Regions from separate parts of the Homo sapiens genome. Here regions 1, 2, 3, 4, 6 and 7 are each linked to region 5. A link is a loop called in an ENCODE intact Hi-C map of the cell type or tissue named here. Cell type or tissue: PC-3. All regions are shown on one strand.

Evidence for each region. Hi-C counts contacts between places; a loop is a spot of excess contacts. Peaks named below come from ENCODE experiments on the same cell type or tissue, not always from the same donor. Only the 100,000 strongest peaks of a DNase experiment are listed, where the experiment ranks them.
Region 1: a loop joins it to region 5, with 2.8 times the contacts of the local background. A loop is called at or near these places in 5 of 110 quality-filtered maps.
Region 2: it touches region 5 in a loop (2.7-fold over the local background); 6 of 110 quality-filtered maps call a loop at or near these places.
Region 3: a loop joins it to region 5, with 7 times the contacts of the local background. A loop is called at or near these places in 4 of 110 quality-filtered maps.
Region 4: it touches region 5 in a loop (2.1-fold over the local background); 3 of 110 quality-filtered maps call a loop at or near these places.
Region 6: a loop joins it to region 5, with 6 times the contacts of the local background. A loop is called at or near these places in 3 of 110 quality-filtered maps.
Region 7: it touches region 5 in a loop (2.7-fold over the local background); 3 of 110 quality-filtered maps call a loop at or near these places.

What each region holds. Positions count from the first base shown.
Region 1 is chr3:176,428,550-176,432,549 of GRCh38, reverse strand. No RefSeq gene overlaps it. Among named protein-coding and RNA genes, the nearest start is that of MIR7977, 85 kb to the left of the region's middle. In PC-3, a CTCF peak has its summit at 2,091 (motif pointing right); a DNase peak (open chromatin) is centred at 2,079.
Region 2 is chr3:174,953,985-174,957,984 of GRCh38, reverse strand. The region is part of intron 1 of NAALADL2 (N-acetylated alpha-linked acidic dipeptidase like 2); the gene reads right to left. Among named protein-coding and RNA genes, the nearest start is that of NAALADL2, 97 kb to the right of the region's middle. In PC-3, no CTCF peak of the experiment used is centred here; a DNase peak (open chromatin) is centred at 2,254; H3K4me3 peaks cover 564 bases; H3K27ac peaks cover 1,642 bases.
Region 3 is chr3:175,148,677-175,152,676 of GRCh38, reverse strand. All of the region lies in intron 2 of NAALADL2 (N-acetylated alpha-linked acidic dipeptidase like 2), which reads right to left. Among named protein-coding and RNA genes, the nearest start is that of NAALADL2-AS3, 35 kb to the right of the region's middle. In PC-3, no CTCF peak of the experiment used is centred here; DNase peaks (open chromatin) are centred at 1,576 and 2,786; H3K4me3 peaks cover 517 bases; H3K27ac peaks cover 2,661 bases.
Region 4 is chr3:174,765,902-174,769,901 of GRCh38, reverse strand. It overlaps a transcript of NAALADL2 not described here. Among named protein-coding and RNA genes, the nearest start is that of NAALADL2, 91 kb to the left of the region's middle. In PC-3, no CTCF peak of the experiment used is centred here; a DNase peak (open chromatin) is centred at 1,761; H3K4me3 peaks cover 449 bases; H3K27ac peaks cover 1,433 bases.
Region 5 is chr3:174,860,271-174,864,270 of GRCh38, reverse strand. All of the region lies in intron 1 of NAALADL2 (N-acetylated alpha-linked acidic dipeptidase like 2), which reads right to left. Among named protein-coding and RNA genes, the nearest start is that of NAALADL2, 2.9 kb to the right of the region's middle. In PC-3, a CTCF peak has its summit at 2,002; DNase peaks (open chromatin) are centred at 560 and 1,960; H3K4me3 peaks cover 684 bases; H3K27ac peaks cover 1,708 bases.
Region 6 is chr3:174,971,735-174,975,734 of GRCh38, reverse strand. The region is part of intron 1 of NAALADL2 (N-acetylated alpha-linked acidic dipeptidase like 2); the gene reads right to left. Among named protein-coding and RNA genes, the nearest start is that of NAALADL2, 110 kb to the right of the region's middle. In PC-3, no CTCF peak of the experiment used is centred here; a DNase peak (open chromatin) is centred at 2,044; H3K27ac peaks cover 1,211 bases.
Region 7 is chr3:174,123,675-174,127,674 of GRCh38, reverse strand. All of the region lies in intron 4 of NLGN1 (neuroligin 1), which reads right to left. Among named protein-coding and RNA genes, the nearest start is that of NLGN1-AS1, 200 kb to the right of the region's middle. In PC-3, CTCF peaks have their summits at 2,009 and 2,210 (motif pointing left); DNase peaks (open chromatin) are centred at 94 and 2,204.

The sequences.
Region 1 (4,000 bases), 1.6 Mb before region 5:
GGCGAAAAAGGCAGAGGGAAGGCAATTACTTGTTTCTCTCTCTTTCTTGCATCTGGGCCACATTTCTCCTGCCTTTGGACATCAGAACCCCAGGCTTTCTGGCCTTTGGACTCCACGACTCACACTAATGGCTCCCTAGGTTCCCAGGCCTTCAACCTCGGGCTGAGAATTATATCATCAGCATCCTTGGTTCTGAGGCTTTCAAACTTGGACTGAACCATGCTACCAGCATCCCAGGATCTCCAGCTTGCAGATTGCCTGGGACGCCTCATCTTCTGTAATGAGCCAACTTCCCTAGCAAATTCCCTCTCATCTATTTATATATCCTATTGGTTCTGTGTCTCTGGAGAACCCTGACTAATTCAGTGGTTAAGAGTCAGACCACGTGGGTTGGAATCGTGAATCTACCATGTGTGTTTCCAAGTCTCTTTGTGCTCTGTTTCCTTATGTCTTAACATGGAGATAATAGGATTGTTGTGAGAATTGAATGAATTTATACATGTGAAATGACGACAGGCATGGTTAGCACATAGTAAGCGCCATATATGCGAACTTTAATGCTATTATTGCTTTGAAAGATTATTGCTATAACCTTTAATTATTTTGACCTCTCTTCCTCCTTTCAAAATCTTTTTCTTATTTCTGTGAGGATTTTCTTTTTATTGATTTATCTGAATTTCTCTCTATAAGGGGAAGGTTCCCTGAGTGGTCATTTGTAATTCAGAAATTGGGCATATTTTATAGGAGTCATTCCCTTTGATCTGCCCTCTGTACTTTGGCTTCATCAGTTTTCTAACTCCAGGTATAGAAGATGATTTTCTTCTATTGTTTTCCCAAGGTTGGCTCTTCAGGAAATTGCCTTAACTAGGGATGCAACAGGCAGGCAATATGAAACTTCAACAGAGGACCACGAAGACACTGAACTGGAGTGATTTTATACATCAAAGCTAAAGTCCAGGTTTTTTTCTCAAATGTTCGTTCCTGTTTCACCTTAGTGTAAGCTAAATGTGACCTTGAGCTAGTTGGTGGGTTGGTGGGGAATGGAATTTAGATTAGGAAGAATTTATGATCAATGTGATAAGTAAAACAACAACAAAAACAATGCATTTTCTTTCTTCCTCCAAAGAATGACTTCAGAAGATTTTTTTTTTATGTCAATTGTCTTGGTGTTTTCAACCCATCTTGTGGAAGTTCGCTATTATGCTCATCCTTGACGAAATGATTAGTTTGATAAGATGACATGTCAAGCCTCAGAACTATATGGAACGTGGCATTCTGATCTGGAGGGTAATAGCTTGAAGCCACATCTCATTCTCCTTTTTTACTCAGCAGCTGCAAGAACTTGGAGTCTCTAAGACAGGATGATACCCTGGAGCACAGCTTGCAGACTTGAGTGACATCTAGTTCATAAATGGCTCAGCTGACGTCTCAGGCAGGGAGTGCATGAACCAGGCTTGGAGGCAGCTGACGATCTGATGTCCAGATGTGAGGAGGAGAGGGAAGGGGGTTCAATGCAACAGCAGCAATAGATTGCAAAGGAGAACATAGTAAGAAAGAGAAATTAAACAGAAACACAGCAAGATGAGAAGGCAAGTTGGAGGGAGTGTATGATTAATCTCTGGTGAAAGCCCCCACAGCAGAAAGATGAATTAATGCTGTTCAAGCTGTTAGCCATCCCTTCAGCTTTATTATGTGGTAGAAAGCTACCTGTCACTTTCTGGGCTGTATGCAGTGGTAGGGACAATGCTGGCTGCTTTCTACCAATGCATTGCAAACACTTTCTAAGTTTTCTTTTTGAAGCATTTCTAATATTTGTTTCAATCGCAGGTAGATCCATCATATGCATTTAAAGAGTCATATCAAGCAGAATTCCTGTTCAATATAAAGAGCTCATAAAACAAACGTTACTATTTATCAACTCTAATGGGTTTTTGTAAAGGTCTTATAGAAATAAAGAATAAAAATCCAATGATGGTCTTACAATAAATATCCTATACTTTATTGCCTATTTATGGGGTAATCTTGCTTTCTCACAATATGTGGCTCTCCAAAAAGATTTAAACTGTGGTCATGTGGTTTGCTTGCCAGGAGATGGCAATAGTGATCTACTTCCATGTTATGCCTATAAACAAGCTCATTACACCAAAATTAAACTTTGTGCCAAAATGATTGGGATTTCCAAATCTGTTTTCCAATGCAAAATTATTCATTTTAAGTTCTTGAATTATTAAGTTGTTTCTACTCATTCACAGCTTGATTTTTACCAAAATCTTTGTCATGACAGTTCTCTCAATATCCAAAAATAATCATTTTGCTCTCCTGGAATCAGTAACATAATTTTGAAAAAAAAATTATGCATACAATCATACATTTTACTGAAGACATAGACAATGAATTAAAGTGGGAATTTTATAAGATTAGGATGGTTACCACTCAGACAAATATCACTGAATCTCTAAGGAATCATATCAATGTCCCTGGAATTTTTTGCCTTTAGCATGACTGAGATCAAGAGATCAAGCCAATTTTTTTTTTCTGTCAGAGTTCAGTGTGATGCTGTCACTGTTCAACCTGACTAAGGCTGAAAATGTGATTGAAACTTCACCGCCCTTTTCATTGAGGGCACATACATTCCCTTTAATTTGACCCCGAGTGCTGCAAAACCCAACACTTTCCCTGTTTCTGCTTCTAGGATGCTCAGGCATAATTTTTTTTTTTTTTTTTTTTTTTAGCAAGAGTTTCATGACTTACTTTTTAAACTTTAATTATTACTGTACCTTTAATTCTGGGTTAATAGCTTAGTTTTATTATATTGCACTTTTGTTTTAATCCATGTTGAATCTCTTTTGGAAATAACATATGATTTAAGTCCATGAATGCAATGAAACAGTCGACTTACTCTCATAATAATTAAATCCATTTGTTACTTGTGATGGCTTGTGGCTCTATCCATAAATTGCCTAACAATTTTCTTAAGAACAAAATCATAATATGAAAGCCACCTTCATCTTTTATTGGTATATGCAAGATAACTCTGGTTGCTATTTCTCAGCGAGGGTATTTTTAAATACAATATCCACACCTAGGGTATTTTAAAATAAAATGGTTTTCAGTTTGTTGCCCATAACATTTTTTTCCAATTGCTATATTTTAATTATTTTATTCTAGCTTATGGTCTATTATTAATAAAGTTCTTGGTCTATTGCATGGTCTACTGCAGATGGCTTCCATATTGTTCTTCTTGAGGATTTCATGTAAGGCCCTTTTAGCCAGTTTGAGTAAAGAGAAACATTATTTAATAAATTATGTTGCTACAGTGATTAAAGGTAATAGTATGTTATAGAAAAAACTTAGAATTTACTAAAGTGATATCTACTATGACAGTGTTGGATCCCAACTTAAAAAAATGTGGATTATTAAAATAAAAAGAACAGGTATGGAATATTAAAATTAAATTTCAATGGTAGGATATTAGTTCTGTTGTCGTACATAATTAAAACAGTTTTATCAATATTGTTTTCACACATACTTAATGTAATTGATACTTTATATCCATTTGATTGCAAGGGTATGCTAACAAGTTTGTCACAACTGAGCATTAAAATTAATAATACGACTTTTGGGAGGGAGCTGGATTTAACATGCTCTTCTTTTTGTTTTTAATCTTTGGTTAGACTTATGTCATAACCGAAAGCTCAGGCAAATGTTCATGTGTGGTTTACATTAAATGAAATATGTAGCTGAGCCAGTACTGGGACTGCTTACCTCTCCTTACTCTTCCGGTTTTAGTCTGCATCACAGAGAAACTGACTCCTGCAGGCTGCATTTCTCAGGATCCTATGTCAACGGATTCAGCTAAAGGGAGGCACTTGTGTGAGTTCAAAGCTTAGGAAGAGGGAAGAGGCTAGAACATTCCCTCTTCTCTTTGGGCAGTGTCTCTGGCATTGGCTGAGTTTCCTTCTGCCAGGCATCCCTGGCTGTTGGGTTCTGGGGGCTTCTC
Region 2 (4,000 bases), 94 kb before region 5:
CCCAGAGAAAGGAAACTACATTAACAAACTACATTGGCAATGGGGAAAAATGAGTTTGCCAAGGATGATGCAGAGTTTGCAAGTTGAGGCAGGAATTAATTAGACAAAAATGGAATCCTGGTCTTCCTGTTTAGCTCATCCTTCCCCTCTGATCTAATTTAGACACACTGAGCCTCAAAGCTTCTTTATTCAATTCATTGAACTATCTTATTCTCTTGAAAACAGCCAGTAGAATGAACTATGAATCTGTCATCTCTGAGAGTTAATATGCTATTCATTTAAAGATTCTATTCCAAGCCTAAAAATAAATCAAAGAGGCAAATATTACACTGGTCAATGGAATGTTTCTTGGAATGAAATCAACAACTACAAAAAAAAAAAAATTCTCCTACCACAGTTTAAAACTTTTTCTATTGGGTCTTCCTTCTCAGCCTCTAGAAGCTATCCGGGATATACCCCCACAGCTTAGGTTGCTTTGGAATTGTATAACCAGCTCTTTTTAAGTATTAATAACAAAAATACTACTCAAAATCCAATCTAATCAAAATCAAAACAGGTATCTCATATCTCACAAATGATAACAAGCTTGTCACCTTTCTGTAGTTCAGGCCTGGCCTAGGCTAACTAGCCTGCAGTGAGGAAGAGGGGCTTGATTTGTTGTTTTACTCCTATTCTCCTTTCTTCCTTCTGACTCATTGTGCTGTCTCCCCTTCTTGCAGTAGGGAGGTGAGAAAAAGAATGAGGAAAGGCAGATGCAGTTCTCTCCTGGCTATCAAGGAAGTCTCGGGATTGCTTTAGAGCCCTGTTAGTATGCCCAGATGCTTAGAATGAGGAAAAGATGCTTGTCGCCTTTTGTTATCAGTTCTGGGGCCTAAACTGACTCTATCAGGGAACAAAAAAAATAAGCATCCCTTGTAGCTTGTATGTACCATAACAGAACAGGGAGACCCACAGCAGAGTGACTGAAGCTACAGACAGAAGGAAAGTAAAAGCGGTGAGTACTGATAGAGAAAGCTACATCCCTGAAAAGGAGGAGAATGGCTTGTGTCAAGGAAAAAAAGGTTTAAGTTCTCTTTCATCATTTCCTTCAGTTATAGAGACTTTCTGCAAAATACTGTTCTGTTTCTCCTTTGTAATCCTCATTAGAAACTACTTCTGTTATGCACCTATGCCTGCTGACGCTCCTCTCATCCCACATTCTTGTTACAATCTCCAGTGCAAAAGGACCTCCACTCCATCATCTTGATCTAACTTCACTGTGTCTCCCCATTCCACCCTTCTCCAGAACTGGCAGGCCCAAAGAAGTGTTTTTAGATCCTCCAAGAGATAGAGTCAGCTAGTCCATTTATCTATGGATTATACATAAAGCCTAATGGCTAATATTAATTGAGTACTTATATGTGGCAGGCAATTTGTTATGTGATTTACAGGAGTTTTTAACTTTATCTCACTAAACCCTATATAATATATGTACTTTTATTTTTATTATTTTATAGGAGATAAAAGTGAGGCCCATAGGGGCTAAATAAATTGCCCATGTCCAACGATGAAAGAAGCAGAACCTAGAAAGTCTACAGGACTCTGCCTCTCATAGATAAATATTTGTTTCATCCAATGACAATATTCCTTTATCTTTTTTAGACATCATTCTGCCAAATAAAAACCAAATTGTCAACATCACCTATTATGCTTACTTTAGTGAGTCCATAAGAGACTACAAGATTACCATGACAAAATTACTTCTAATCGTGGAAAGAAAATGAGATCTGCAAATTTATCCTAGTTATTTCCTGGCTGTTGAGTGCTGTCTATCCAGTTGTGATCTTCTGCAACTGACTTCATGTGACTCCCTTTAAACTGCTAAGAGGTTTGAAGAAAGTGATCCCAGCAGGGTTTAGAAATTAACAACCTAGTGTTTTTGTTTTCCATATCATATTTTGTGAATATCATCACTGGGCAATAATCTCCAAGAAACTGATTGACTTAAGTGAAATTACAAAAGAGAGTATTTAAACCAATCCAATAAGATTGGCACCAACACCCGGAATAACTGGAACAAATCACAAGTTTTCAAAGTGTGGTTTCTTAAACAGTATCACTAGTGTCATCTGGGAAAACTTCTGAGCAATCCAAATTCAGGGGCCCCACCCCAGCGAGGCCTAATAAATCAGACACTCTGTTGGTAGAGCCTGATCATCTGTCTTTTAAAAAGTCCTGCAGGTGATTCTAATCTTCACTAAAGTTATAAAAACACTGTACAAAACAAATGAACTATTACCTATGGGGGCAATCTGCTGCAGAAGCCAGTAGCCTCAGGCTCTGATATCTCTATTTGTCTTTAGTTAACTTTAATACTATTTAATCCTTTGTCTACATACCACTCCCTCTAGCAAAGATATGTATGAGTCACCAGACAAGCATTGTTCTGCCAGTGTCTCTATTTGAGAGGTATCATCATTTGTGATAATCTTTAAGTAAATTCCTGATCCTTATTAGCTGATCATTAAGTAAATTCTTCTTAGATCCTAAAACCTTTCACTGCTTTCCAAAATTTAAGGAAAAACTTGAAGAGAATATCCAAACAGGTATTTGTTGTTTTAAAACACTGAGATGCCCTGAGGAACCCCAGAAAATCAGTCTGTGAAACTTCTCTGAACTTATTTTATTTTGCACTGAATGTGAAAGAAATTGTTTTTAAAATAACTATGGAAATTGGTAGAATCTCCTGATATGGTACACTTGCCAACTTTGAAAATGCGTCGTGAATTATATTTGTAGTTGTATTTCAAGAAAAGTTTATGTATAAGTAGAAGACGATGCCGTAACTGATGGCCTGTGGAGGCCGTAATTTTTCATTGTACCATTTTCATTACTTGGATAGCCATTTCAATCTTTCTTGGAGTAAGAGAAAATGTTTTCAATTACGTTTCCTAAAGGTAATGAATTTTACTCTGAATTACATTTTAGATTCATGAAGCATTTTTATAAGGAGACTTTAAAAAATAATATATTGTTGTTAACGGATGTAGAAATTTCAGAAATCTACACTAACCACAATTAAAACTGCAAATTAAGTGAATTATCCAGAAGATGCATGCCCTAGCTCTTAAGTTAGAGAAGCTTTAATTACATGTATGAATGTTTTATGAACTTCTCTTACAAGGTCTTTTAGCCAGCATAGGTTCCCCTGACAGAAGAATAACAGCAAACCTCTCAGGTCATCGAATGTTCCCATTCCCATTTGACTAGGCTACTCTCCATGTTCACATTATTTAACATTCTCTATCGTGTTGTTGGATCTGCATTTTAATGGTCCTTAAATTCCATTCAGAAGATTGTTTACTGAGTATACCAAATTATATCCCATTGCACCAAAAGAACAAAAATACCAGCAAATATGTCTCACTGTAAACACATACAATATACTCTTTTATCTAACTTTGGCCAAAGTGTTAGCATCCAAATGGCTCTACCTCCTCAACTATTTTATTCTTTTTCATAGGATATCCTGAGGTTTATTTCCCTGTATTATCTAAATGTATCTAAGTCTCACTGTCAGTCTACAAAATTGAGTTTTGTCAATCACAGTATAATGCACCCTCAATGCAGTACAGTTTTCATTTAATAACTTAATTTTTATGCAAATTTAACCTTTAATGGAGCTACAAACAGTTGCATTCAAGTTACATCTGCATAACATTTCTCAGATGGTTTAAATGTAAAAGGGGTGGAATTTTTTTAGAAATTAAAATACCCCAAACATTTGATGCCAGGCTCAGTAAAATTCTCCAGTGAGCTTATTGATTTGTTTTGTCAGTATTCAAGTTGCCTGATTAGGGCAGTGGGCTTGATCCCCTTCAGTGGATGTGCCAGAAGGAATATTGCAAATAGGGCCATCACTAATGGGGTCAAATCCCCAGGTAGAACATGCCAAAGTCGTATCTAAATAGACTCCAAGGAACGGTGGCATTAAAATGTACCTGGAAGTTTTTCTGTTAAA
Region 3 (4,000 bases), 290 kb before region 5:
GCCTCGACATCCCAAAGTGCTGGGATTACTGGCATGAGCCACTGCTCCTAGACAATACATTAGAATTCTACATAATGTAGCAATTGTTAAATATCCATATTATATTTCCCCACCACTACCAGATCCTTGTTTCACTTCTGTATAATATTTTTGGTGTGCCAGTTCTCTTTAATCTTCCCTAGGAATTATGTACCCACATACATAAAAAAGTATAAATAATAGTATAAGCACCATTAGTATAAGTATCATAGTCCTAATTTTTCATGGACCATAGCAGAAGGAAACAATCAAAAGTTGTCTAACTTTTTATTCACAATATTTTGATGTTCATACTATAAAACAAGTTTGTATTAGGTTGATTTACCATGGGATGGCCTATTAGGGACAAGGGCAAATAACTAGATCTATGATCTCAGAAACACAACGGAATGTTGCTATTTTTCTTACAGAAAACTAGATCTCTTTATTATATTATGATCTCTTTATTACATTATTGTGCCAAATTTTCTTCTCAAAGTTTTGGTATTACTGTCGATAACATCCTACAATATAACCCTACTTATAAACCATTAATCAATGACGATCCAACTTATACAAGAAGACTACTTAGGCATTACCCAGTTGATAACAGCTATTAAAAATAAACACAAACTACAAAGAAGACATTACTTTTAATCTGTTAAATAGCAAAAAAGAATGGCATTACTATAGTAGACATTAACAGTTTTATTTTATGATAGAATAAGTTATAAAATACATTTGGTAATTACTATGTTCCCTTCACTGATGATGTATCTAGAAGGTAATAGGCACTCAAATAAATGTTAGCATTTACAATTTTTTGTTGTTGCTATGATTTATTCTTTTTATTGTTACTATTATTTAATCCATAGCCTTTGATGATATTTCATTCATTTAAAAAGTTCTATTTTTTACATAGGTTTTTAAATTTCCATAAAGTCGAGTAGTATGTATGCATGTGCGTGTATGTATGTATGATGGGTAGTCAAATCATTATTGGGTTTTTTGGTTGTTGTTGTTTGTTTGTTTGTTTCATTTTGCTATGATGCTCAGCTGAAGAGTTTGGAGACTCCTGGCCCACAGAGAGTCTGACCTACATTCACATTAAAGTAAGCTCATGACAGTTCACCCTTTAGAAAACAATTAAACTATTTGCTATGAATTAAAAGACAATTCCCAGTTTATACGATAATAAATCAGATGTTAATTGGATAAAAGTCACTACCAATAAAGCAAACCAGTATATCAGCCAGAACTGCTGAATGTAATCTGAGCAGACAGCAGTTCAGTGTAACCAACAGACCACGAGTGCCTAAGGTAGGCCGTCTATTCAGCCAGTTACATGTGGTTGCTCTGTGAATAAGAACTTGACAACTCATCCTGGCTTCCATAGCTGACTTCCCCAAGGTGCCTGCCTGCCCAGTTGTTGATCACATGATATGCGGTAAGTGAGAAAACAAGGTTGTAAATGCAGACACAGATCTCACAGTCTCTGGGACATCTCTTCTCTGATTCAAGACCAGAAGCTCAGTCTCATGGGTGGAGTGCCAGCCAAATAAAGTGCTCAGACTACAGGTGTGTCTTTTTATTTTGGTAAGTATGATTCATTGTTTAAACAAATTTTGAATTTCAATTCCATCCAGTAGAACAATCACTCTCCTTCAGCTACAACCCCCAGCACTAATTATAGGCTTATATTCACAGCCTTACTCATCATCTTTACCTGCATGGCCCTGAAGGCATTTGAATTCATAAGTCCTATGACTAATCCATAAACTACAGGAGGGCAGGCATTATGCCTATTTCATTCACTACTGCGTATTTGACACCTCCCAGAATACCTTTTATATTGTAGGCTATCATTAATGTTTGATGAAACAAAGAATGTATAAATCAATGAATGGTAGCTTTGTATTCAGAATTTCAGAGTGAGCAGCAGAAGGGAGGTAAAATTTGTACCTGAAAATGCCTACCCTGATAATCTTTATATCCCTTAAAAATGACCATTACTTGTTCCCATTAGTTATGACAAATGAATGCAAATTAAGGCAGGCTATTCGAACTGGCTATGCTACCAAGGTATAAATGTCAGTTTCTGGTTTCTGGAGGTAAACGTGATCAAACAACTATTTTTGTGGGTGCACTCACCATATAAGATATTGCTCCAAAAGACAAACAACATATAGATGCACTGGCACCTGTCATATCTTTTTTAATAATAATCTGTCTGAGACAGAAAAAAATGGAAAAGGGGAATTCTTAACAGCTGAGATAAACAAAGCTAAGAAAAAAAATTTAATGGTACAAAATCTGACAGTCTTATTTATGACTGGCTCCAGGATAGAGTGTGAAACCAAGAGAGGTACTGCTATCAAATTTTATTTGTAATAGGCTAGCCATGAATTTTTTGGCACCTACCTCAATGGCTTTTAAACAGAAAAACTGAGGCAACAAAACATTTGCATCTGATTCTTGATGCTCTTTTGAAACCTATTGTTATAAAACATAGAAAGATTCTTAATCTCACGATGTATATGATCTAGAAATTTCATCTGCAAAATTGAGAAAACATATGCTGCCAGGGAAGTATAAAATGATTGCCTCTTTCTAATACCTGAGGTAGTAGCATGATAATAACTGTGTAAGACAACTTCTCCTTCTCTCAAAATAATTATGGCTCTCTAGAATTCAGCACCTGTTGCTACCAGATGTTACTGTCAAACACGTAAGCAATGGGTTTGAGCATTGCACAAACCTGGCCCGCTTCCAAGAGTCTTTGTCTGAATACCTCAGCAGAAGCAGGTGGCTTTCTAGAGTCCAAGATTTTAAATACCATACCGCACTAATCCGGTTCTGTAAAGAGGAAATGGTTTTCTCTAATGATGAATTGAATCTGTTCAGGTTCAAGCCACCACTTTGGTGCTACTGATAGACATTTTTATAACTATGTTTTAAGTGGAAGGAACAAAAACTCTAAAATTTAATATCACTACTAAAAGTAGGAAAATAATTATAAACCAAAAGTGTGTCATGAATTATCCTCAAATATATGACATCCTGCTGTCATGGCAACTAACCAAAGGGTTTTGTATAAATAAGAAGAAAATATTATTTCTTAGAAAAAGACATAGCTAATGTTTTAGCTAGACTGTGGTAGGTTAGTTACACAATGTGGTATTTGATGTCTTCACATCAACATCTTGATTAGGAGATGTGAGTTTTAATAAACTGTTTAATACGATTAGGTGCAATTCCTAAAATTTGAGACTGTCTTTCCTTTTTGATGTTAAAATAGGCCTCAGTTTATGAAATAATGAATTGATCATAGTTTCATTTTTCTTATTTTAGTAAATTAAAAGTTGACAATCACAAACATATTTTGACAATTTAAATGTAAAATATCTATGCTTAACTGAACATTTTAAAACAGGTTTGTTTATCCAATTTATAATAGGCACAATGATAAAATAAAACTATCTAACCAAGGAGGTGAAATATGTCTGCAATGAGAACTACAAAACACTGCTGAAAGAAATCACAGATGACACACACAAAAAAGGAAAAACACTGTGGGCTCATGCATAGGAAAAATCAATATCATTAAAATGCTCATACTGCCCAAAGCAATCTATAGATTCAATGTTATTCCTATGAAACTAGAAATATTATTTTTCACAGAATTAGAAAAACATTTTCTAACATTCATATGGAACCAAAAAAGAGCCTGAATAGTCAAAGCAATCCTAAGTAAAAACAAACAAACTAAAAGCCAGATGTATCACGTTACCTGACTTCAAACTATTCTCTAAGGTTACAGCAAACAAAACAGAATGGTACTGGTACAAAAAGAGACACATAGACCAATGGAACCAAATACAGAACCCATAAATAAAACTGTACACTTATGGTCATCTGATCTTTGACAGAGTCAATAAAATAAGCAATGGGGAAAGGACTCCCGATTTAATAAATGGTGCTG
Region 4 (4,000 bases), 94 kb after region 5:
TTGAAAACCCAAAAGATTTTTAACATCTATAGTAAGAAAACAGGCAACAGGGTTTAGATCTGGTATAAACATTGTAGCTATTTTTAAAATAATGTTTTTAAAGAAATAAATAAAATTAAAGAATATATAAGAAAAGAGAAAAAAACTTTTAATTGTTTTCAAAAGTGTGACATGAAGGCCCTTTAGAAGAAAAAAAATATGTTACTGGAGAAAACAGAATATAGAAATTTCCAAATTGTATTTTCTGTGCCTTTTTCATTGTATTTTTATGATAGAGGGCAAATCATATAAAATATAAAAATGAAAGGTATAATAAAATAAAAATAAAAATAATTTAGAATGTTCTAATACTCCAGCTATTGTCCTTAATAAATCCAGACGCTTTCTCCCTTTAAAATATTTGTAATAGTAAGGAAAAAAGATTACTAGGTATGCTAATAATTACTTAAATACATATTTTATAAAAAGTAGTTTACATGTGTAACTGAATTCCTCACCTCACTCAAACAACACAGGCAGGAAATTCTTTCACAAATATGCTAAAACATGACTAAGATTTAACCTTTATCATACCACGCAGGTGAAAAAAGAAAAACAGAAAAAAAACTATACCTGAACAACAAGGTTTTAGGCTGCATTTTCTGTAAGCAGCATAATATAACTACAAGTTTAAAATGCATTTGAATATTGAATAACAAATATCAGAGACAATAACAATAAAACCATAGGAACCACAAAATAAGGCATCAAAGGAAATAATATAGACTAGCGAAAATGGAACATTTAAAAAATTATCTTCCAGTGCTTATTCAAGGAACCAAAGTTAGATGTTATTTTATATATTTAACTGCTTCTATTTTAAAATAAATATTAAAATAAATCAATGTTAACCATTCAACCTGAAATTTTAAAAAGAAAAAAAGAAAAGCAACCCATAGCGATAAGTTAATGAAATTAAAGGCATACTATATTAACTTATTAAATGTATAATAGCATTAAATTGTGAATACAAAGGACTTAAAAAATCAGTGGCAAAATTAAAAATCAAAATAGAGATACAAGCAAGCACTTCTAAAAGTTCAATTATATGACAATAAAGTACAAAACTTCAATCAAATGTATGATTTTCTGGTATTGGCATAAGGCAATAATTAAAAGAACTATTTAAAAACTCTTTTCACCAAGAAAAACCAGTCCTTTTTGATTAGCAAATTTATTCAAACTTTTAACCATATTTTATAATCTGCTCATGTCATAGACAAAAAGGTATAATCTGCCTAATTTGTTCCTTGATAAAAAGGGATTATTTTTTAAAACTACTAAATGTATCTCCAAATAAGTAAATAGTTGTAATTGCAACAACTTAGCATGTCATTTGAGTCAAGCACTGGAGTTGGTGCCTTATATTACTTGACTTCATCCACAGAACATACCTACATTATGGACTAAAATTTCTACTTTATAAATGAAAAGACTAGGCTCAGAGTTAATGCCAAAGGTAATCAAAAATAACTAGCAGAGTTAAAGCACAAACCCAGCTCTATCTCACTCAAAAGGTTATGTTCTTAACCACTAAGTTGTACTGCCTCCCAGCTAAAGATATTATTATATATTATCCAATTTTACTTAAGTATAAAAGAATTCATGATATGATTTACTCACTGAATTGACTGCCAGTAAAAACACTTCCTCTCCAAAACAATTTATCATCCTCCAACTCAAAGAAAGCAAAACGAAATTACTAACACTAAAGTAAATAAGTTATAACTTGCCAGAAAGGGTTTCTATGTTCTCCAAAACCTCTTTTCCCCACCTCCACCAACTTGCTTGGGTGACTTGCTTCTCCTAGTACGTTTATTTAACCTACATCAAAATGTCACATATTCGAATTGAGGTAACAGTTTCTAATAGGCCTCTTCACTTACGTATTTCTGTTAAATTTTCAGCTACTCTATTTGCTGGCTTAGATTGTAACCACAAACCTCTCAGTTTTGAACATTGACATAACCTCTTGTACTTCGCATTCAATGGAACAACTCTCTTTGCATTCTTTGCTCATTCATTCAACTCTCTATGAGGAACTTCACAGGAAAACAAACATATAAACATATAAAAAAGGATAAGCAGTTGTTCTGAGTTTAGATATTCCTGATAATCTATTTTTGGAGAATTGAGAAAATAGAACCAGAAAATAAAAGCTCCAAGAGAAAGTTCATTTACATGAACATGTCCCAATATCAGGCACTGTCTCTTGTACGTAAATGTGGTAAGCCATGGCCCCATTACTTAGGTCAATCCTTCTGGCGTGGGTAAGCTAGTGAATAGCTTCCTGTGAGCGTCATAACATCAGTGGACAGTGACTGGCAAGAGCCTATCTAGTAGACACCATATAACGTTTGAGTGCTACAGCATGATGATATTTAATGGGCAATAAGAAATTCTCCTCGGAACATGAATGTTAGATCCAGGTGATATCACCTGATAAAGGCAGTTTTGTAATTAAGTTTAGAGTGATGTGTTTCCTGGTAAAAGTCTGGTAAGGGTAACTATTAATAAAAGAATCTCACACTAGACAGAAAACTTAACCATGCAACAAACTTGATTATGTTTCCTAACAGGATATAGGAAGATTTGAAAGGTCTAATCTGCTCTGATATCATTTATTATTAAATCGACTCTGTGCTTCATTGCAATCAACTGTTAATTATATTAGTTGTAACCACTGAAGTGCTCAGTTGTGCTAATTTTCACCAATCTTTCAACCAAATCCCTCAGAAAACTCAGGCCTATTCACTCTCAGGAGGCCATATGAGACTGAACCAAAGGCTGTTACCTCTGCCTAAACCTGGTGCAACACCAGGGCTACCACCCAGGGCTGCACAGGTTGTCCATGACACAATTCTAGGCAGTGCCATTCACATGGACAATAGGTGAATGGCACACCCAGGAATTGTGTAGGGCACAAAATGCACAGCTGTCCATGCAGGCTCTGCCCAAGATCCGCAGATAGTAAAGAAATTTCAGCCTGCTTAGTCCTCAATATATTATTGTATATCTAACCCCTACTAGAATGTAAGCTCTCAAAGGGCAAGAAATTTTGCTGGTTATGTTCCCTGATATGTGCCAACTACCTAGAATAATGCCTGCTCCAAGGTAGTTACTCAATAAATATTTGTTAAATAAATAAGGCAAAGGTAGAACTCTAAATCTACAACAGATAAAAAGATTCCAATTCTATAATAGAGAAGCAATTAGTGTTTAAATAAAGATAATAGTAGAAAGAAATAACAACAAAAACAGATGTCATAGTAGTAGCCTACATGGTACAGGCATTTGTTAAGGCTCTTTTGAAGAAGGTGCCCTTTGATGTTGCCTGAAAAAGAAACTATTAAGTTTATAGCTTTGCTTCTTGACACATAATGTGCACAGCAGACACCTTCACCCATCCCATACCTGTATTTCATTTCTGACTCACACCTCGCAAGAGCCTGAGCGATACACTGAAGAAAGCATTGACCCTCAAAGATCCAGTGAGAGATAAGGTGAAGATCAAAAATGCCAGTAGCTGTCAGGACACATTAAAATGACTACTTCAAAATGGTCACTTCAAAATTCCATGCCTCGTGGGTCAACAGCCCCATCAAAGGAAGTACAGTGACTGATTTCTGGAAGACAAAACCAGCCCAATAAGGTAACATGATATCAGAAGTGAATGCAAACATTGAATAATGACATCCAAATAGGATAAGAAAGGGAAAGGTGGTATAAAGAGGCATTCCCCAGAGAAAGCAGAAGTCTCTTTCCTTTAGAGCTCCCAATGAAACACATTAATCATCTAGAAAATTGTGAACAAAATGCCAAATCTTTAAAACTATTGAGGGGTGTTTATCTGAAATGGTCCTTAGGTAGACCTAGCAGTGAAAATAAGGTTGCTGTTTCCAAGGGTTTTGTGTGTATCACTCAAGCCGGCAACAGTCAATTACTCATAGAGTTTGGTGCA
Region 5 (4,000 bases):
AAAAATTAGCTCATAAGCTCAGTTAGTTGATTTCATTAACTATTTCTTAGGCTTTACTTCAGATTTTGTTTTCCTAATCTCTTTTGCCTGCTGCAAAGACCCTCTCTTGTACCTGGAAAATGTACCCAGTCCATCTTCACATGCACCTTTGCCTAACTCACTCATTTAGGTCAGACTCACCTTGGATTTCATGCCTTGACATTTTCAGCAACTTTCTTTGCTCCAAATTTGCTTGATTTTGTTTTGAGATTATGAGACTTTCCAGCAAAGATTCTGGAAATTTCAACTCCAAGATGTCCTGTTACCTCAATATCTAAATGTCAACTCTGAAATTCCTCAGGTCTTCAAGTGTTTGAACCTATCATGAAGGGCTAGTGAAAGCCTTCCTCATGGAACACAGGTCCAACAGGAGCTCCTTGCACTTCTGTTAATTGAAAATGCTATTAAAGTTCTGTAGGCTGGGAAGGAAGAGTCACATACTGGTTAGTCCTCTTTGTGGCATCACAAAGATTTCAAGGCACTCACAGTCATGGTTTCTGATGATGAATACAGAGATATTTTTCCCACCACAGAAAGTAAGCATGCACACCAAACCAGTATAACAGGTTGGAGTACAAAGTACTACTACCCTCAGGCTGCAACTTGGAAGCATAGACACTAAGGCTCCTCCTGCCTAGAGTTGTTTTTTTTTTCTTTTACTTATTTTAAATAGAATTAGTGCCATTTCTAAACAATGACTCTATTATGAAGAAACATTCCATACATGTGCCTATGAACTTACAAGCCAACTTCTCCTAGCTGTAATGAAAATTAACTAAATGTCTTACAAGCTAATGTAACTTTTGTTTAGTAAAGAGAAAACCCAAGCCTGGATGGACAGGTTCCATAATAAGCTCACTGAATACTCGACAATGCTTTCAAGACCATAAATATAGAAACTAAAAGACGTCAATATGGAAAACATTACTAAGACTGCTTTCTCCATTAGAAATAGGAAAGTAAATTACTCTAGAAAATAATGCACCAAATTCTTCCGTAAAACTGCAGCAAACGCAGTTTTGAGCAGCAGGTTAGAGACGTGGCCTCTGGCAATGGCTTCTGTGAAACCAAAAACAATTTTCCTAGCTTCATAGGATCTCTGTTACTCTACAAAGTAAAAACATTGGACTTGAGACTATCTTCTAGCTTGAAAATGTTAATTTTCTGAAGATTATTTTTTCCTAACTGTGATGGCAAAATTCTCCTTCAGTGGGTTGAAGAGTTATCTCCTGCTGGTTGCTATCTAGAGCTAGCTCTGCATTCCTCAGGATCCAGCCAACTCCTCTGTACTTGGAACATCTTCCCCCAGAGTTCTACTGTTTTGTAGCCTTCAGAGTAGGGATTTCCTAGAGCTAGAGAACTAAGAAGAACTGAAGTAGAAGGAGAGCTATTATTAGAAACGCTCAAAACATCCAGGCAGCTGGTAGGCAGCACGAGTGCCAAGTGTATTAAACAGCCCAGGGAGGCGTAACTTAAAGATTCCTCCTCTCACAAGATTGTCCCAGCATTAAACTCAGAAATACTTTTTATTCAATTATCTCAAGGGCCAATTAGTATATCATATTATTTACAAAGAGGAAGGTGCCCTTGAATATATTTCGACTAAAGATGAAAAGGAGAGAAAGAACATGTTAAAAGCTCATGGAAACTGGATTCCTGAGGTAGCAGGAGCTCAGCAGGTGAAGCACATAGCTGGATGCTGATAGATTCTTTCCCCATTTTCCAATTCTGACTAGGACCTACTCTGTTAATAAGAATCCTGGGAGAAGTAGGAAATGGACATCCTTCGAGGCAGAGAAGAGGTAAGAAGCCCTTATACGTTCAAGGATGGCCTCTGAAGAAACTTTAGCCTAAGGCATATTCCAGGTAGTTCCCTTCCAGGAAGGGAGCTGTCACCCTCCCATCTCCCAGCCATGTCCCTCCCTCTACTCCTGTTACAGACTGATGGAGTGATAGAGTGCCACTCAGTGGTGCAGGTGAGTTTGCAGGCATTATGCAAGAAAAATGATCCTTCCCTTCACAAATAACAATGCTTAGAAAGCACTTACCCCTATTCCTTATGCCATATTATTTGTACAATTTTATTCATATTTGCAACGTTTAGAAAAAAATTCTAGCATTCTCTCCTTACCTAGATAATTTATTTTATGAATCCTGAGGACATTATGAACCTTCATGTATGATAGCTTTACACAATTCTCCGCTGGGGTTACCTTGTCATTGGGACTAAAAGAGGAGATTCCTTTTTATGTTTGAAAAGCTAATTAAAATCTGTTCACACAGCTCAAGATAACCTTGGAATAACTTCACTTTTATTCAGGAAAAAAAAAAAATGGGTTCTCAATACTACCAGAAACACTAAATGTTAATGGCATATGGGCTCCACTAACCAGGGCACATGCAACTAACCCCCTGAGAGTATAATTGGGTCAGAGATGTACAGAAAAAGCACTGTGATGAATAATCATTGATAATATCTATGGCTAGCCTTTCAAATTGTAACTAGAGATCATTCAGTGAATCTAGAAAATCTAGATACATGGCCTTAGAAAATCATTATTCAAAGCACTTGATGGAGTTCCAATGATAATCTACATAATATATTATCCTCATAGTCAAAACACGTAAGTCATCCACATGTTTAATATACAAAACATATTATTTTAACATAGTTATTTCCACTAAAGAACATCCGTTTGTAAGTGGAGCTGACAATGAGTATTATTTGAAAGAACCTCAGAATTTTTTATAAATGTCATTAAGTCAAAGGTGAAATTGAACACTAGAAAATAACTTTTCATTCACTTTGGTCATTTTGAAACTCAATTTCAGATTTTGGACAGGGTATCACAGACAACAGAAAAATGTTAAGGCATTCCATTGCCTTTATAATGTAAAGAAATCCAGAAACGAAACCAACAACTGAACTACCATCGGTTCTTTTTAACCCTCACTTGATTAATAGGTGCTCTTAAGAATCTTGATGCAAATATAACTGGTAGGGAAGCACTTCAATACTCCAAGAAGATAGATCTGAAATATTTACAGACCTACCAAGGATACATTTAAACATGAATAAGATCAGAAGAGAATAAATATTTTATTGAAAAGTTTTCAGAGTATACAAACAAAAACTCCCTAGTATATAACTGATTTCACAAGTTTTACCCAACTACAAAAGGCTTAAAGATTAGGCACACTGTTCTTGAACTTAAAGCACACCATTCAAATTATTTACTATATCACTTGTGTTGAATTTTGTGCATGGTTTTCTGATTAATAATTCTGAAAATAATTGTAGTTTTATACATATATATGGATAGGGGAAAGGGAAGGCTATCCTTACACAGTGAAACATATGTATTACCAGAAACATAATATACATAAAAAGCACCAGAGAAAAAGAAAGAAACAACAACAAAATGTATACACAATCTGGGATTCAATTAAAAAAATATTACCCATGATCCTAACACAAAGAGGGATAATGAGTGAAATGGAAAGAGGCCTGGTTACTCCTTAGTTTATTTTGATCGCTGAATACAGACAGGTGATGCACCCACACAGCCTAGAATAGGCTATTTAGGTGGTTGCCAAACAGTAATAAACATTTAATGTAAAATCATTATCATATGCACAATTGGAACAAACTAGAGGCTTCCCATATACTTTCCAATGAAAAATATTAGAGACAAATAAGGAATATGTTATAATCTTGTACATAATACCATTTGTCCATAAGACACATAGAAATAAATGATTCTCATTATGCTAAATGAGCCTTTTACCTTACTGTTTTTCTTCAATAGAATTTATTACATGACTTTTGAAATTAATCTTTTAAATTAAAAATGCTTTATAGTAGCATTTTACACAGTATTTCAAGAAAGATTTTTAGGAAATATACAGAGATAAAAAAAGATACGGGGATTCTTAAGCAGGCTATGTAGAGAAAAGATTA
Region 6 (4,000 bases), 110 kb before region 5:
AGTCAACTCATAACATGGTTGAACGTGTTCTTCCAGGACAGAAGGAAAGACTCTTTCCAGGTAATATAATACAATCACAGCAACTAGCCCATCACCATTTGTTATACACAATAATTTAATAAAAGGCATAACTATCCCACCAAATTCACAAGTTCTGCCCACACTCAAGGTAGGTGGGGGGGCGGCGGGGTTATTATTTTAGGTTGGTGCAAAAGTAATTGTGGTTTTTGTCATTAAAAATAATGGAAAAAAATTATTTTTGCATCAACCTATACAAGGTATGCACACCAGGAGATGGAAATCTTGGGAACCACTTTAGAATTCTGCCTGCCATGACAATTCTGTCTTATTTGTAATATGACTGGAAGTAGTGTAGCTATTATGGATGTCTTTTAGGACTTCTTCCCAATGAACACTTAATGGAAGTTATTAGTTCTCCTAATAACATAATTACTATCATAGTCAAGAATCATTATTAATCTAATATAGCCAAGGGAATGACAGAAGCAGAAAGATGTCAAGTCAGCTTTACAGAGTTGTTAAGTCACTCAGGGAAGACAGTGGGAACAGGATCCAATATGCTGGTGCACAGTCTGTTTCCCTAGCTCTGTACTATGGCATAATTCCTATATTAAGTAAAGACAGATGGCAACCTGATGCTAGTGCATCAGCTCTGAAAGAAACTGGCAAATAATTTTACTTTAAAGGGCAATTAATTCATTAAAAACAAATTGACTGTAAAGAAAAGTTTCTGTAATTCCCCAAATTAGCAAAATTTCAAAAATAGTCTTTTTTGAAAATTGAATTGTCTTTAAAAAAAGCAAAAAACTATCATCCCTGAAACCTGATTAGACATATAACCACATCATAAAAATCACAAGAAAAATAATGCCAATATACTTCCAATATTTTGCCTCTCTCTCCCTCTTTCTCTTTCTCTCTGTCTCCCACCACCCACCCTATCAATAGCTGCAATGACCGAGGAAAGCCTGTGAGTAAAATTAAATAAATGTTATACAATTGAACAATTATATCTCCTGATTATATCAGCTCCATTTTCAAGCATCTTCCAACTTTTCTGTTACTATAATTTAAATTCCAAACAATCACCATGTAGTAGCATACATTCTAGGAGCCAGAATGGAAGGAAAAATAATCATTGGTGGAATTCCTACTATGTGCCTGTCCCTGTTTTAAGAGCTTTCACAACACTATCTCATTTAATATCCTTAGTTGACATGAAAAGTATTAACATGTCTACTTAATAGGTAAAACCAAGGCCCATTAAATGTTCGGTGACTTACCTAAGTTCCACAGCAAATAAGAAGCATTGCTTGTACCTGGGATGCCTTGATAAATTTCAAAAAATTTATTGGACAAATGAGCAAATTAAAACAATTAAAAGAAAATTGTATAAGTCTCACTCTAAAAGTCATAGAGTTTTCCTTACAGCACACCACTAAAGGGTGTTTATCCTTCAAGTGCTGCGAGTTTAACCGGACAGTTTTAAAACACTGACACCTTCAGCTGTGGGAAAGTTATTTTATAAATAACCCTGCAAAATACCAGTAATGAAAATGTATACACTTGATTGACATGAAATTCAATAGTTATTGCTATGCTCTTAAAGCAATGCTTCAGCAAAGTTGGATCAGTGACAAAAATCAAATGTATGTTAATACTTACAAAGTTTCAATACTATTTTTAATGTGTCACTGTAGAAAAATCCACTGGGTGGTCCAATTTACATAGATACAGGTTATATCATTTCTATTTTGGTTTGTGCAGTGCAAAATTAAACCTGAAACAAGTTTTTCAACTTGGCAAAAGAGATATACAATCATATGCCACATGATGATGTTTCAATGGACCACATATTTGATGGCGGTCCCATAAAATTGTAATATCCTATTTTTACTGTAACTTTTCTATGTCTAGATACATAAATAGTTACCATTATATTAAAATTGTCTACAGTATTCAGTGCCATAACATGCTGTACAGGTCTGTACCACAGGAGGAACAGGCTATACCGCATACCTTAGGTATGTAGTAGGCTATGCCATCTAGGTTTCGGAAAGTACACTCTATGATGTTTGCACAATGACGGAACTGCCTAACAATGCATTTCTCGGAAAATATCTCTGTTGTTAAACAAGGCATGACTTTGTGTTAACTTAATAACATTTGTTCCTATAAATACAATGAAATAAACTTTCAACATCTAGATATCTTAATAACAAATATCAATTAGAGCTATAATATTATCTTATATAAAATAACCACATAAAAATAAAATGGATATAAACACATGCAACTCATTGGAATCTGAGATTAACCTCAATTTTAATAAGACTGACTAAACCATATAGTGTTTATCGCAACATCTTAATTTAACCAAAATTCTTTCTTCTAAAACAAAAATAATTGTTTCACTCATTCTTCTTTCATGTTGAAATACAAGCAGAATGAACCAGTGAGTGTTTTAAAATTGAAAATGTTTTGGTTTTGTGTTATCAAATAATTACTTCTTTAAAAACGTATGCCATAAAGGACACTGAGCTATAATTTTTGCCCTAAAGATACTTATACCTTTATAATGAAGATAAAGCCAGTGTGTAAATTACCAAACTACAAAACAGTGCCATAATGGAGGTTAAAAACAGTGCTATATGCCTTCTAGCAAAGGAGCAGTCACAACCAGTTTAAATTAAGTGGGATTTTTTTTTTTTTTTTTTGAGACAGAGTTTCACTCTTGTTGCCCAAGCTGGAGTGCAATGGCACGATCTCAGCTCACCACAACCTCCGCCTCCCAGGTTCAAGCAACTCTCCTCCCTCAGCCTCCCGACTAGCTGGGATTATGGGCATGCATCACCACGCCTGGCTAATTTTGTATTTTTTTTTAGTAGAGACAGGGTTTCTCCATGTTGAGTCTGGTCTCGAACTCCTGACCTCAGGTGACCCGCCCACCTCGGCCTCCCAAAGTGTTGGGATAACAGGTGTGAGACACTGCCCCAGGCCTAAGTGGGATTATTTATTCAACCAAAACCCTTTGTTATAGATTGAACTAGGTCCCCATCGAAATTTACATGTTGCAGTCCTAACACTCAGTACTTTAAAATAGCATTGTATTTGGGGATACAGCTTTTAAAGAGGTAATTAAGGATAAATAAGATCATAAGGGTGAGCCCTAATACAGTTGACTAATGTCTCTATAATAAAAGAAAGAGATATCAAGGATGCAGGTGTAGAGAAAAGACTAGAGAGCGCAGAGAGAAGGTGGTCATCTGTAAGCCGAGGAAGGGACTCAGGAGAAACAAAACCTACTGATACTTAGATTTTGGACTTTTAGCCTTCAGAACTGTGAGAAAACAAATTTATGTTGCTTAAGCCACCCAGTCAATGGTTTTTGTTATGGCAGCATTAGCAAACTAATACATTCTTTAGCACAAGAAAAAATAATGGTAGGTTTAACAAACTGAAAGACAATAAATCTTGAACCTTAGATTCTATTTCCCTCATAAAACTGATTAACTTATAATACTGAACTGGTCTCTAGATTAGGCATCACAAACTTAAGGCCTATGGGGCTAGACAGTTCAATCAATGAAAAGTTTCTGTGAGTAAGAAAATATGGAGGGGCGGTGACTGTGACCAATGAGGTAGGGTGTTCATGGGCAGGATAAAGAGGCTGACACCACTCAAATTTAGTATGTTATGTAGGTGAAAGAAAACACGGCTGGACGCGGTGGCTCATGCCTGTAATCCCAGCACTTTGGGAGGCCGAGGCAGGTGGATCACCTGAGGTCAGGAGTTCAAGACCAGCCTGACCAATATGGTGAAAATCCATCTCTACTAAAAATACAAAAATTAGCTGGGCGTCGTGGCATGTGCCTGTAATTGCAGCTACCCGGGAAGCTGAGACAGGAGAATTGCTTGAAACCAGGAGGCAGAGGTTGCAGTAAGCCGACATCCCACCACTGCACTCTAGCCTGGGTAA
Region 7 (4,000 bases), 740 kb after region 5:
ACGTGTACCTTTTTTGAAGGGTTAGTATTGGAACTGAACCTTGACAGGAGAGGAGTTTCTACAGCAGGATGCATGGGGAGGGTGACATTTCAGGTGAAGGTAGTATGACCGACACATTTAAGAATGTTGAAGAGACGAGTTTGGCAGGAATATGGGAAGAAGGAGGGAGTATTACTATTTCAGAGCCCTACACCTGATGCAAAAAATGCAGGGGCTATTGTTACTATGTCAAAAGAATTAGCTATTACGAGTAAAAAATCTGCCAGAAAATAACAACAGGATAACATAGAATCAAGTGGCTTTAAAATATTATGTCCTTACAATGCTTAAATAATAGAAAATAACCACACCCTTGGATCACATGGTTCCACTCTACTAGTAAAGGTTGAAAGGAGAGGAATACAGATAATTTAGAAGTTTCTAAATATCTACATTACTTGATCTTATCAAACTACCACACACTTGGGCATGATTAAACTGTTTAGATAAGATTTCTCACACAGTATTCCAAGATATTAAGCTTGATGAGTCATGATGGTAAAAATATTTATTAAGCCTCAGCTTCAGTCTAGGAAACATTTTTAGCTTCTTTTGGTGTCAAACATAACCTATAAAATCATATTATCCCCATGACATTTTTGGAAAAAATGGTGAGATATACCCTACTGTGCAAGTGTATAAACTGTATCTAACTATCTATCTTACCAATAGAGTTTAGAGCAATAGTTAAGAAGTTAGCATGCCATGCTAGCACATGACATTTTGTAGTTCAGAAAAAAAGCTTCTAATGTCTTTGGGAGCCAAGAAATCTCCTCTTCATTAACAACAAATTTATTTATTTATTTTTAGTAAGTATTGTGTAAATACCATGTATCTGGTGCTAGATTAGGTACATGGAAAAGGCAGCTTAGAAAAATCACAGAAGTTGTCCTCCAGTAGTTGGTGATTTTCAAGGGTCTAGTTTTCCAATATGGCATTTGCACAGGTTTAAGGAAAGGCACAGTATCTTATTTTATATTCTCTTCTCAGTCCCAGGTTAAGGCAAGTTTTGATATGGAGAGTGAATTGACTCCTAAACTATATTAACAATAATGATGGGAACAATTAACTGAGGAAGAATTTATTACCACACATGGTATCCTAACAATTAAGTTACATAAATATTTAATCTTACTCTCTGCAGTGCACTTGGTTGGAAGGAATATACAGAAATAATAAAAGTCACATCCATTCAACACTTGGATCATCTGTACCTGTCACTCCTCTAGACACTTCATGGACATTATAATTTTTAAACTATGACCCAGGTCTGTCAGGTTGCAAAGTATATTTTCTTTCCTCTACACTATGGTCTGGTGCTTGCCCTCAGTGAACTCATAAATCTAATGGGAGAGACAGGGCTACCACACATAAAGCAATAAGAAAATAAACAGAAACTAGTTCTGTGGCCTTGATTTTAAAGCCCAAACAAACAAACAAACAAAGAAACAGTGACAATACAGCAAATCCAGTTCAAGAAAGGGAAAGGTGAAGGCTCTAGTGGCAGTGACAGAGTATAAGGCTTCTTCTTTCCAGCATCATGCCCGGGTGAACACAGATTTGCCTCCACTCCTTCTCAATGTGTGACCTTGCACTCAGATGCTCATTTCTTCATCTGCAACATGACAATATTACTTATTGCACTGTGAGACTAAAAGTTAGATGTAAAAGGTCTTGCATGATGTCTGCCCTAAAGTAGAAGCTCTGTGTTGTTAAAGTTAACAGCTATTTTCTTCTTTTTATGACTTAACCGCATAGTAGTTTCTGACAAAGTGACCGACGACTACTCTCTGGAAATATTCCTCACTCCTTGTGGCCTGGGATGCTACAATCTTAAAAGTTTTCTTCCTATCTCTTGAATACTCTTGGTTTCTTTTGGGACTCAGTGCCAAGTTTTATCTGCTTCTTTTATCACCGTATACTTTCTCTGTATACAATCTCATGTACAACCATGACATGTGCATGTATATTCTGCCAACTCACTAGGCAATATTTCAGACTTTGACCTCTCTTTGAGTTCCGAACTGGAATATGCAGCAGCCTATTCAGTATCTCCATTTGACCATCTTACCAGTATCCTAAGAAGAGTATGTCCACACCTGAACTCCCTGTATCACACAGCTCCCCCACCTAAACTCCTTCTCCTTTACTTCCCTCTAGCTTTGTAAACAGCACCACCATCTGGCTAGTTGTTCAGCCCACACATCTAGGGATCATTTTTGATAATCTTCACCTCCTTGTGCTCATATACAGTCAATCATGAAATCTTTTTATGACTTCCTCTTAAATATATTTTAAATCAAACCTCAACTTTTTATCTTCCCCTGCTGCAACCTAGTGTAAGCCAATATGGCCTATAGGCTAAAATATTAAATGAGTCTTACTTTCTTTTTCTTCACCTAGATCATCCTACACAGAGTCATCAAAAAGTCTTTTCAAATCTGAAAATCTATTAAGATCATATCTAAACTTTAAGCCTTTTCATTGCTCTTAGAATGGCTTTTCATTGCTCTTAGAATACAAATAAAAAACCTCAACCTTTGCCTAAAATGCTACCTTATAATCTGGCACTTGAATATTCCTCCAACTCCATCTCATGCCATTCTCCATGCACTCTCAATATTCTGCAGCTAGACTAGCATTTTTTACATTCTTCAAGTGTCCCAAGCCTGCACCTGAGTCAGGCTCTTTCAATCTGCTGGCCCTTCTAATGTTGCCTGGTCAATTCACAGTCAAATTTCAAGTGTTAGCTTAAACTTTCTCAGAAAAGATTCCAGGAACCTCCGTGCTAAATTTGGTCCTTTTGTTACATGCTCCCATAAAATTCTGTGTTTCTTCATCCCAGCATTTAGCTCATTCATAATATACATACATATTTTATATACGTGTGTAATATATGTATATACACATATACGTATAAATATATAAGTATATACTATAAGTGTATACTTATATATGTATATACACATATACATATATATAAGTATGTACTTATATATATACGTATATGTGTATACGTATATATACGTATATATGTATACGTATATATACGTATATATGTGTATACGTATATATACGTATATATATAAGTATATGTATATAAGTAAGTACATATGTATATATACTTATATATATACACATATATGTGTATATACATAATCTATAATATATTTGTTTCATTTTAATCTCTCCCATAGAACAGGGACTATGGTGATTTTATTTATCAGTGCCAATGTATTCCCATAAATTAGTATCAGGCTTGTACAAAACAGGTGCTCAAGAAATATCTTTGAATGGAGGAATATTCAGTGGATTTATGTTCAATAAATGGTAGCTATTAACAGAGCAGTAACAATGATACCAGTGACAATGTATAGTAGTCAGCTTGAGCTGTCATAGCAAACACCATAGACTGGGTAGCTTAAACAACAAAAATTATTTTCACACAGTTCTAGAGGCTGGGAAGTTTAAGATTAAAATGCCGGACATTTGGTTCCTTCTGAGGTCTCTCTTTCTGGCTTGTAGATGGGAACATTCTCACAGAAAGGGATCTCTCTTTCTTCCCCTTCTTAAAAGGCCACCATCCTACTAGAGTAAGGCCCCGCCCTTATGACCCCATTTAATCTTAATTATCTCCTAAAGACCCTACCTCTAGATAGAGTCACACTGGAGGTTAGGGCTTCAACATACATATTTGAGAGAACACAATTCAGACCACAGCACAATGGTTTATGATGATATACAAGACTTGAAATGCATCAACGTATCTGGAGGAGCAGGCAGTTGAAGTACATAGGATATATTAATAAGAGGTTCTAAAAGCTGAACAGATGTGTTGATTAGTGAAGGAAGCCTTAGAAATAACTGCAGATTCTTGAGCTTTAAAGCATGACCACTACAGTTTCACAGGAAGATTAATATGGCACCTATAGGCAGAATAGATTAAATGGGTGCCGGCTAT